Linked DNA regions of Mus musculus: region 1 is linked to region 2. Evidence: chromatin loops called from intact Hi-C (ENCODE). Cell type or tissue: heart. All regions are shown on one strand. Each heading gives the region's core, and the rest is flanking DNA. Links, peaks and the distances in the headings are about the cores only. Region 1 holds the start of Ints2 (integrator complex subunit 2). Region 2 holds the start of Brip1 (BRCA1 interacting protein C-terminal helicase 1).

Evidence for each region. Hi-C counts contacts between places; a loop is a spot of excess contacts. Peaks named below come from ENCODE experiments on the same cell type or tissue, not always from the same donor. Only the 100,000 strongest peaks of a DNase experiment are listed, where the experiment ranks them.
Region 1: a loop joins it to region 2, with 2.2 times the contacts of the local background. A loop is called at or near these places in 1 of 42 quality-filtered maps.

What each region holds. Positions count from the first base shown.
Region 1 is chr11:86,254,625-86,259,997 of GRCm38, forward strand. Ints2 (integrator complex subunit 2) reads right to left here and starts at 2,970. Exons shown (of 25, transcript NM_027421.3): 1 at 2,580-2,970; 2 at 1,399-1,705; 3 at 722-860. The coding sequence starts at 1,694. The region is part of intron 2 of Brip1os (BRCA1 interacting protein C-terminal helicase 1, opposite strand); the gene reads left to right. In heart, for the core only: no CTCF peak of the experiment used is centred there; a DNase peak (open chromatin) is centred at 2,987; H3K4me3 peaks cover 1,762 bases; H3K27ac peaks cover 1,376 bases.
Region 2 is chr11:86,198,003-86,203,375 of GRCm38, forward strand. It overlaps Brip1 (BRCA1 interacting protein C-terminal helicase 1), which reads right to left and starts at 3,191. Exons shown (of 20, transcript NM_178309.2): 1 at 3,107-3,191; 2 at 870-992. The coding sequence starts at 962. It overlaps Brip1os (BRCA1 interacting protein C-terminal helicase 1, opposite strand), which reads left to right and starts at 3,358. Exons shown (of 7, transcript NR_130959.1): 1 at 3,358-3,550. In heart, for the core only: a CTCF peak has its summit at 3,175; DNase peaks (open chromatin) are centred at 3,279 and 4,479; H3K4me3 peaks cover 3,246 bases; H3K27ac peaks cover 2,245 bases.

The DNA of each region.
Region 1 (5,373 bases), core at 156-5,155, 57 kb after region 2:
CAGCCAGGGCTACACAGAGAAACCCTGTCTGGAAAAAAAAAAAATACTGAATAGTTGGGTGTAGTGGCACACACCTTTAATCCCAGTACTGGATAGCAGAGGCAGGTGGATCTGGCCAACCTGGGCTATAGGAAAGTCAGAACTATACAGAGAAACTCTATCTCTAAAAATAAAAAATAAATCACTTCAGTCTTTGAAAGAACACAAATCAAACAGAAATACTAGCAGAACATGTAACCTGCCTGCCTTCTTGCTGATATTTTTTTACTATTTTCTTTTTTTTTTTTATTTATTTATTTATTTATTTATATGTAAGTACACTGTAGCTGTCCTCAGATACTCCAGAAGAGGGCATCAGATTGCATTAAGGATGGTTGTGAGCCACCATGTGGTTGCTGGGATTTGAACTCTGGACCTTCGGAAGAGCAGTCGGGTGCTCTTACCCACTGAGCCATCTCACCAGCCCTTTTTACTATTTTCTAGATGTAAATATTAAGTCATGGATATTGTGAGATGAAAAGGGAGTTTTTGGGCGTGGTGGTACATGCCTTTAATCCCAGCACTCTGGAGGCAGAGGCAGGCGGATTTCTGAGTTCGAGGCCAGCCTGGTCTACAGAGTGAGTTCCAGAACAGCCAGGGCTACACAGAGAAACCCTGTCTCGAAAAAAAAATGCAAAAAAAAAAAAAAGAAAAAAGAAAAGGGAGGTTTTTTTTAAAGCACCTTGTTCATAATTGCCAACAATTCACTCAGCACAAGCCGCAATCGACGAGGGGAATCACTGTGTTCAAACTCTAGTGTCAGCCCATGCTGAAGCTGTGATACCAGGATGCTCTCTCCACTGCCTCCTCCAAGTTTATGCCTAGTGAAGTCCAAACATGGGAAACACATTAAGACACTGGCAAGGCAATCCTTTCCTGCAATAATCCACTCATTGTAAATGGTTTCCATTCCTCCGAAACACTGTTTGTCTATATATTGCAAGAGCTCAGAAACTGTAAATTAGTAATTGCCACAGACTTCAGTAACAATAGCTTTCAGATACACAAGGGACATGAAAGGATACAAAACCAGCCTGGAGTCTGGGGGGGGGGGAGTGGGGAGCAACGTAATTTTAAAAGCTCAGTCATTCCCATAAAACCTTCCACTCTAGAAGACTTTCTCCTCCTCAGTCCCCACTCAGAGTAACTGACCTAATATGTAGCTAATCTTCTCTGAGCAACATTTTATAACACAGAAAGCAGCTCTTAGGAATTTAACTAGAAAAGACCTCTGTCAAATGCTTCTCAGACATTACTCTCCCTTTGCTGGGGGAGCTCTGACAGACCTGAGCATCATTACAACCCCCTCCTCTGGAATATCAAGTAACTCCCAAGTCCTAACACACAAGTGAACTTTACCTAAGCTGCTGTTCTTTGCTGGCATCTTGTTCTAGAGCGTGGAAGTCCACAGACAACAGTGCAACAATGGAGTTGACAGCTTCCACTCCAGACAGGAGGCGAAGTATAAGTTTCTTATCCTGTGCCCAACTTTGGCTCTGGTCAGCAGGAGCACAAAGTGCCATCCTCACCAGGCAGGGCAAGAGGAGTCTTAATTCCGGATCACTTAAGGACGCCAGGCGGACAACATCCACCTTCTGCATAGCTTCAAAAGCAAAAGGGCTGACAAACTGCAGGCCTGTACCCTCGGGCGTCATCGCTCTCGATCCTAAGGAGTCCAAAACAACAAAATGAAAATCGGTATCTACTTCCCACATATATGACAACCTTCTTTAAAATCTAACAAAGTATACTAAATACTTAGTAGGTCCTTGCATTGGCAATGTTGTTGGCACAATTAAAGCTCAGGTTTCTGTCTCTATGTTTCTACTGACATCTGGAAGATAAGAAGGAAAACTGCAGATTAATGTTTCTTCTCAATTTAGAGATCATTTGCTCTAATACTTTGTGTCCCAGTGAACCCTCCTACCCTGAACACAGCCAAGACTTCCCTCATTATGCCCATTACATGAGTTCCATGAAATATGGAGAGAAAATGAACGGCTGCAGCCAGATCTCTTTCATTTTACAAGCCTACCAGATAAATATAAATATCAGTTGGGCTTCTCTTTCTACCTCCCAACTACATGGAAACACTGGTAAATCATCTCACGGGCCAAAAGTAATGTCAGAGGCATGGTTCTGAAAGCCACAACGCTATTCCGTACCCCTATTGTTATAGAGGTAGATGTGTATGTACAGTCAGCTGAAGGAGTTAAAGAGAGTCTCACTTGGGCACTGTGGTTTTGAGTAAATTTTCAAAAGGTAGCAGAAAAGAGAGGTGACATGGAACAGTTAACAGAGACCACTCAGTCTTAAGACCTACTCCCTAGCAGAGCTGTGGACAAAGAATCGTAGGCAGAAATGCTGCTGTTTCAATAGTAAGCGCTGGTCTTTTAACAGTAGAGTAAGCTCAAGGCAGAGGTGACAGGACTCAGGGGTCTCTGCCAGGCAGCAATGAGAATCGAGTGACCCGGGCTGCGAAGAGTCAGGCGGACTTCAGACAAAGCGGCACTTGGGCCCGAGAAGCCGACGCTTCATACCTTAAGATCAACCCTCCAGCCTCAAGGGACCCACTCGGATTCCGCCTCCGAGAGCCAGACGAGGCAGAAATGGAGAGCGCGGTCCGAAGTTGGGCCTAGGTGATTATCCAGATCCCCAAACCCCGGCAATGCCCGGAGTCGACTCAGGCACCAAGAACTCTGACGCTGGCACCAACAGTGCCGTCGACAGAGCGAGAATCAGAATGGGGACACTGCAAAAAAAAAAAAAAAAGTAAAAAGGAAAGGGAAAAAAAAGGGAGAAGCAACCAGGAGAGAGGGGAAAGCAGAGACTTAGTTCAACCTGCACCCTGCACCTCCATTCATCCCAAGCTTCTGGCACGCGCCGGCCACCGTACAGCACTGAGAAGACGTCGGCGGCGATAAGAAAAGCCAGCTTAGGGCCGCTCTGCGCATGCGCAGGCCCGCCCCTTCCTCCGTCACCGCCCTCCCCGCTTCCGAAAGCGTGGAGTGTTACACTTTCTTGTTTTCCAGAGCTTTTCTCTTGGAACCTTGTCAGATGAGTTCCTAAACGGTCAGAGCGAAATCCCGACCCCCGAACCAATTATCGCGACATTTAAATAACAATAATGTATTAAATGGCAAAAGTTGTCCGCTCTGTTCCTCCACAGAAATTTGCCTAATGGAACCCGATTGCAGCCTCCTTTAAACCCCTGCCGGTGCGGTCTAGAAAGTTCTAGAATCCCAAGACCTGTGTGTAGGGGAATTTTAAAAGTAATGAAGCCGGGCAGTGGTGGCGCACGCCTTTAATCCCAGCACTTGGGAGGCAGAGGCAGGCGGATCTCTGAGTTCGAGGCCAGCTTGGTCTACAGAGTGAGTTCCAGGACAGCCAGGGCTACACAGAGAAACCATGTGTCGAAAAAAAAAAAAAAAAGTAATTAATCATAAGTCTATACACTAAGGCCAAAGTGTAATAACTTTTCATTATTTAGTTTTATGGTGTGTACCCAAATTATAAGCGCATGCTACCACTTCCGGCTTGCATTCGAGGTTGGTTTTGTTTTTCAGACAAGGTATATGTGGTCCTTGTTGGCCTGGAGTTCATTATGTAGACAAGGATGACTGGTACTTGACACAACCCCTCTGTCTGCCCAGGGCTCATACTAGAGGCTCTATGTTTGGTAGCTTTCTCGGGTCTCGAGGTTACAAAAATCCTATTCAAGAGTGAATTTTAGGAACGAATTCAGTGGAACCTTCTCAATATTATATGTGGCACTTGTGAAAGAAAATCAAAACTAAAGTCTCACCATCTTAAAAATTGCAAGTCTATTTATCTCATAATAAATGTTCTGGAGACAGCGCCACACTATGTAGTCCAGGCTGCTCTGAACTTCTGCTTCAGCCTTTCAAATTGTGGAATTATAGGATTGTGCCATCTTCACCAGCTTACGTTTTTTGTTGTGGTTGTTGTTCCTGGTTCACCCAAGGTTTGCATGACCTTGCGCGCGCGCGCGCGCGTTTGTGTGTGTGTGTGTGTGTGTGTGTGTGTGTGTGTGTGTGTGTGTGTGTGACATTTGTGCATGTGTTTACTTGTGAGAAAAAAGAATAACTCATGGAAGCTCATTTTCTCCTTCCACCATGTATGTCCTGGGACTTGAATTCATGTCATCTGGCTCAGCGACCAACACCTGGCATGCTGTGCCATCTGTCAAGCCTCTGAACTATTTTATTAAAATGCAGCTTTTGGGCTGGAGAGATGGCTCAGCGGTTAAGAGCACTGACTGCTCTTCCGAAGGTCCTGAGTTTAAATCCCAGCAACCACATGGTGGCTCACAACCATCCATAATGAGATCTGATGCCCTCTTCTAGGTGTCTGAAGACAGCTACAATGTACTTAGATATAATAATAAAGAAATCTTTAAAAAAAAAAATTCTGCTCTTCAGAGGACCTGAGTTCAGTTCCCAGTACCTATACTTGTGGCTCCAAAACTCCAAGGGGTTTGACACCCTCTTCTGGCCTCTGCAGGACACACACACAATAGTTTTTCCTTGTTTGCTTGTTTCCTTGCTTGCTTGGCTTGGCTTGGCTTGGCTTGGCTTGCTTATTAAATATTTCTGAGCAAATGTGGCGCCTTTCAACCCAGCACTTGGGAGGCAGAGGTAGGCAGATTTCCTGAGTTCAAGGCCAACCTGTTCTACAGAGTGAGTTCCAGGAAAGCCAGAGTTACACAGAGAAACCCTGTCTAGAAAGAAAAGAAAAAAAAAAGTATTTCTGGAGCCAGAGAGATGGCTTAATGGTTAAGAGCACTAGCTGATCTTCCAGAGGACCAGAGTTCACAAGGCAGCTAACAGTCTGTAATTACATTTCCAAAACTCTCTTCTGGCCTCTATGGGCACTGAAGACATATTGTACACAGAATATGCAGGCAAAACACCTAAACTCAGAAAAAGGAAATAAATGAATATTTAAAAACAAAAAAAAAAAATTGAGCATCCTTCAACGAATTACCAACCAAGACAGGATTTGTGTGTGTGTGTGTGTGTGTGTGTGTGTGTGTAGCCCTGGCTATCCTAAAACTCAGAAGACCAGACTACCCTTGAACTCAAAGAGCTCCACGTCTCTCTGCCTCCCAAGTGCGGGACTAAAGGTGTGTGCCTCCACCACCCAGCTTGACTGATCATTTCTTTTAAATTTTTTTCTTCAAGACAGTTTTTTTCTGTGTGTCCATGACAGAGTGCTGTGATAAAAGCCCTGTACTACTACCACTTAGCTTACAAAAAATTTTTAAAATATTTCTAAGGCTCTCAGAGAGGGAAAATCTCAGAAAATAAACTC
Region 2 (5,373 bases), core at 256-5,255:
TAAAAGGAAGAAAATAATAAGTGATTACTTTATTAGATCTCTCTCCACGGAACAGGACCACGACTAGAACAGCACAGAAGAGTCAGGATGCACCCCAGGAAACACAGTTACAGCGCGGGAAGAACTAGAGAATTGTATTAAATTTAAGACTTTATTCCTTTACATTTCTTCTGAACAGTCTGCTGGTTTTATAAACATGTCAAGCATGAGAATTTTAAAAAGCAACTTATATTTAATTATACAAGCACAAGTAGTTTCTAAGGAACTATGATAAGTGCTAGAGAGGTGGTTTAGCACTTAAGAGCAGCTGTTACTCATGAAGAAGACCCAGGTTCAATTCCCAGCACCACGTGGTAGCTTACAACCACCTGTAACTCCAGTTCCAGGAGATCTGATGCCCTATTCTAGGCCCGTCAGGCCTCAGGCACACATAAGTTGCACAGATACACATGCAGGCAAAACACTCATACACATAGAAATAATCTAAAAACACAGATAAGCAAACAAACAAAAGCCTGCAATACTAATACCTATAAATATCTATGAGAAAAACTCGATGAGAGATACTGCTAGTAGAAGGGGTTATAATGACTTTGAATAGAAATATAAAGGTAGTAGAAATGAAGAATAAAAATCAAAATTCTAAAGGAGCTGAAACTGTTTTTCAGATGTTCTTGCTACATCCTAACCTAAACATACACAGCTTAAGAGTTATCATATCACTTTCCTAGAACTTAGGTGCTCTTCCAGATGAATCCAACAAATCCTAGCCATCATTTTATACCTGTGAATAGTCACAAATTCAATGTATACTTGGAATCACAAGCCACAGCCTCTTGGTAAAGACTCAGCTGCTGTAAAAGACTTACAGAATTCATCATCGCAAGCTGTGCTGGATACGCTCTACAGGGAAAGTGGATCTTCACCCCACCGATGGTGTAGTCAGACAACACTGAGGACATTCTGCCTTCTTCTCTACTTTAGGTGCTTCACTACAACAGAAACAATAAAATCAGTAGAAGGGTTGGCGAGATGGATTCCCAGAGCCCACATCAGGCACCTTACAAATGCCTGTAACTCCAGCTCCAAGGACTCCCACAACCTTATCTGGCTTCTGCAATAACCTGCATTTACCTGGCATAGCCATCCACACATACACTCACAAATATAAAAAGGATTACAGTTTACATATCGAAATAATGTCATTCAAAGAAAACCAGACACCTAGCAATAGAGCTGAAGTCTGATAATAAAAACTGGAATTAATAAGCACATATATAAAAGTAATAGAAATAAAAAAAAATCTTATCCTTATAAATAAATCTCAGGGTCAAGAGCACATACGTACTAGAGTCTGACCAGTCTAGACTGGCACTCCATGATGTATTAGTTATGATGTAAGGCAAGTCACTTTTCTAGAACTCCATGTCCTCAGGTACAGAATAGGAGTCCTAACAGAAACAAGCCTTATAAGACTGCTGTAAAAGTTAAATAATGTAAAAACATACTGTACATGGCAGATGAAACACAAGCTCCTATAACAAGTTTGATTACATATATTCAACTTATAGATACAACAGATTTCTGAAGCAGCTCTGCTATTCCATAGCCTCACTGTTTCCTCTTATTCTGTACATTCCTGTTTGCCCTTTTCACACTCTCCCAGTTAGAAGGAAAAGGCAGATGAATGGGCAGGAAGCACAGGTTGTATCTATGACTTAACATTTTTCACCTGTAAGTCTAAAATTCTTTTCTGCAATAATATCTAACTTTAAAAATTGTTGTAAGGGAGAAAGTATCTTTCCACAGAAATTCACTTAATTTTTTTTAAATCATCTTTTAGTTTACTGGGGGAGGAGAACCCGCATGGCATGACACGTGTGTGGAAGTGAGAAGACAGTGTTCTGGAGACAGAATAGGTTCCCTCCTCTCACCATGTGGGTCTCAGGAATTAAACACTGCTAGCTCGGTTGAGTCCTTTACCTGCTGAGTCAGCTCAGTAATTCTGAAATCAGGAGATTATAATTGAAACAAAATAGATTTAAATCCCACTGTTTGCATCACCTAACCTCCCAGACACTTTTATTGACTGAAGAATTTCGACAGTGGTGAGAAAATCTGGTAAACTCAGTCTGTGAATGGAGATGGTTAAGACAGAAGGTACAACAGGTCATGAAGTCAATAACTTTAACCACAGCTTCTGTGCTCCAAAAAACCCACCACTCTTAAGTTATTTTTCATTTCTAAATATTGTTCTGTCAGACAAGACCTGCATAAAATCAAGCCAAGGAGACCTGTCAACATCCCATCAGGCAGTACTAATTGGACTCATTGGGTGGGAGGGGCGTGTGAAGGGGTCCCGAAGCAGTGTGAAGGATGTACTGGGGATAGGTCAAGATACTTTGTATATATGCATAAACTATCAAAGAATAAATAAAAGATATTGTTAGAAAAAGTATCCAATCACTGATTTTTATCTGTAAACCTCTGAGGTTTAATGGACTCTAACAGCTTATTCTGAAGCAAAAACTCAATATTGTGTTACTAAAATTAATCGAGATGGCAATCTATGCCTGAAGCTGTGGCAACATTCCTCTCAAAACTCATCAGACAATCACACTTCCGGATGTGGTGGCGCAATTCTTCTGGCCCCCAACAATCTCTGGTGGATCTCTGTACGATCGATCGAGGGCAGCCAGGTCTGCACTCCGAGTTCCAGCCCAGCCAGAGCTGGAGGGTGAGACCCTGTCTCTTTAAGAGAAGGGGGGGGGGGGGGCGGGTTAACAAATCTGTAGCCCTTCCAGAAGTACCGCGGAAGCTGGGGCTACCTCCAGCCTGCGTTCACAGAATGTAAGGACAGGCTCCCTGGCCCTCAGCTTTCCTTCCCCAAGCTCCTAGTTCTCACATGTCCACGGGGAGCCACACCATAGAGCCCGAGAGCCCGCCGGCGCCAGCCTGCAGGAGCCCGTCCCCTCCCCGCGCCCTCCTTTCCATTTGCCCACGGCTGGCTCCCGCTCCCAGAGAAAAGGAACGGCTGACGTTTGACAGAAGGCAACGCGGAGCCGACCTACAAGGAAAGCTCGCGAGTACGAAAGTCCTCCCTCACCGGCTGTTCCGACGCTGCCAGGTACCAAGGTACAGCCACTCCTCCCTCTCCAGGCTGCACTCCGCAGCGCCACACAGATGAATTCGCGCCTCCCGCCCCTCGGTTCCCAGTCAGCCAATCACACAGCCAGACCGGAAAAGGAAACAGCCAATCATCGTACGAGGCCAACGCTATACCGCCCAATGGGAGCCCGCGAAGTAAAATCAACCCTCGAGTACTTGGCGGGACCGGAAGACGAGCACCGCCCCTCCCCCAAACCCCACCCCGCGAAAAAGACTGGGACAAGTTCCGCACATTTGCTTGAAGGAAAAAAAAAAATTCTTGTACTGTGAGACTTTAAGAAGCACAAAATGGGCGTTAGACGGGTCTTACATTTGGTGCATTGACCGGGAATCGTCCTGCTGGCGGGTCCAGTGACAGGAGACCGGAGGATTGTTCGAGCAGGTACCGCGGCTGTGTCTCTTTGTGTCCGCCCTTGGCGTGCGTCTATTCCGCGCGTCTATTCCGTCTGTTCCCTCTATTTTGAGTCGGCTGCAAGTCAGTTTGGTTTCGGTTTGCAAAGGAGTTGTCTGCCGGGGGTTGCCAGAAGCGACCTTAACGCTGCGGTAACGAAGAGTCCTGGAGGACGCTCCAGACTCTCAGAGTGGGAAGTCGGATCCGATCCGCGAGATCCGGGAGGGCTCGACTTCATCTGGGGGTCAGTGGCAAAGAGACCACTACCAAGTTATTCAGTGTATCTTCTGTGGCGCTCGTGGCAGGGGCGCGTTGGTATTTTACTTTCTGTTTTTCTTTTTGTGTGTGGACTGGGACTGACGTTATTTTTGGACAGAATGGGACACTGACCTTCCACCCCTCCGAGTTTTACTCTAGAACATTGGAGGGAGGTTAAGACTAGAGCTCACAATCTCTCAGTAAATGTGAAGAAAAATAAATGGTTTACTTTTTGCTCGTCAGAGTGGCCCACCTTTCAGATTGGATGGCCTCCTGAGGGTTCTTTCTCACTGCCTCTTATATTGTCCGTCAAGAGGTGCATTTTTGGTGCTGGCTCGAAGAGCCACCCTAATCAGGTCCCATATATCATAGTGTGGGAAGATTTAGTCACCGATCCCCCTCCTTGTGTTCGCCCGGTTCCTCTTCAGGACCAATGGCTGTGCCAATCTTCGCCCTTCAGGATAGGCCCAAGAAAGATGTTCTCCCCACCACGGATACTGATCTTCTTCTTTATCTCCCTCCCCTTTATCCTCTCTCTCTCTCTCTCTCTCTCTCTCTCTCTCTCTCTCTCTCTCTCTCTCTCTCCTCATGCAGCTCAAGCTGCAGGGCCTTTGGCCCCGCCCATTCCGCCTGGAGAATCAGGGGGACTCGCCATCCTCCTCCCTCCCCAGGTCAGAGGGACCTGCTCAGGAGACTCAGAGACAGTGGAGGCAACTCCTGAGGGTGCCCATATTCTGCCCCTCCCGGCCTATGGTCCCCGGATGAACAAGGTCATCAGCCTTTCAGTATTGGCCGTTTTCCTCCAATGACTTATATAACTGGAAAACTCATAACCCCTCATTTTCTGAGAATCCACAAGGTCTAATTAACTTAATTGAATCACTTCTCCCATCAGCCCACATGGGAAGATAGTCAGCAACTGCTTCAGGTTCTCTTTACCACAGAGGAAAAGCAGCGAATCCTTGAGGCTAGGATACATGTCCCGGGGTCAGGTGGGCGCCCTTCCCTCCTGCCAGGGAATATTGATGCAGGCTTCCCATTGACCAGACCGAACTGGGACTTCAACACCCCTAAAGGTAGGGAGCACCTGAAGGTCCACCGCCAGGCTCTGATGGCAGGTCTCAAAGGGTCAGCACACTGCCCCACCAATTTGACTAAGGTAAGGGAAGTGGTACAGGGGCTGAATGAGTCTCCCTCTGCCTTCCTAGAGAGACTCATGGAGGCCTTTCGCCAGTTTACCCACTATGATCCTAGCAGTGAAGAGCATAAGGCAACAGTTACTGTTGCCTTTATTGACCAATCTAGCAGAGATATTAGGAAGAAGTTGCAGAAACTTGAGGGATTGTAAGACAAGTCTCTAAAGGAACTAGTGCAAGTAGCTGAGAAGGCTTATCATAACCAAGAGTCAGAAGAAAAGAAGGAGGAGAGAAGGCAGAAGGAACAGGAAGCTAGAGAACTCAAAGGAGAGAAGAAACAGGAAAGGAACCTCCAGAGGATCTTGGCCACTGTAGTCAGAGAAAATTGAAAACCTAGTAAGATAGTACCTGCCAACAGAA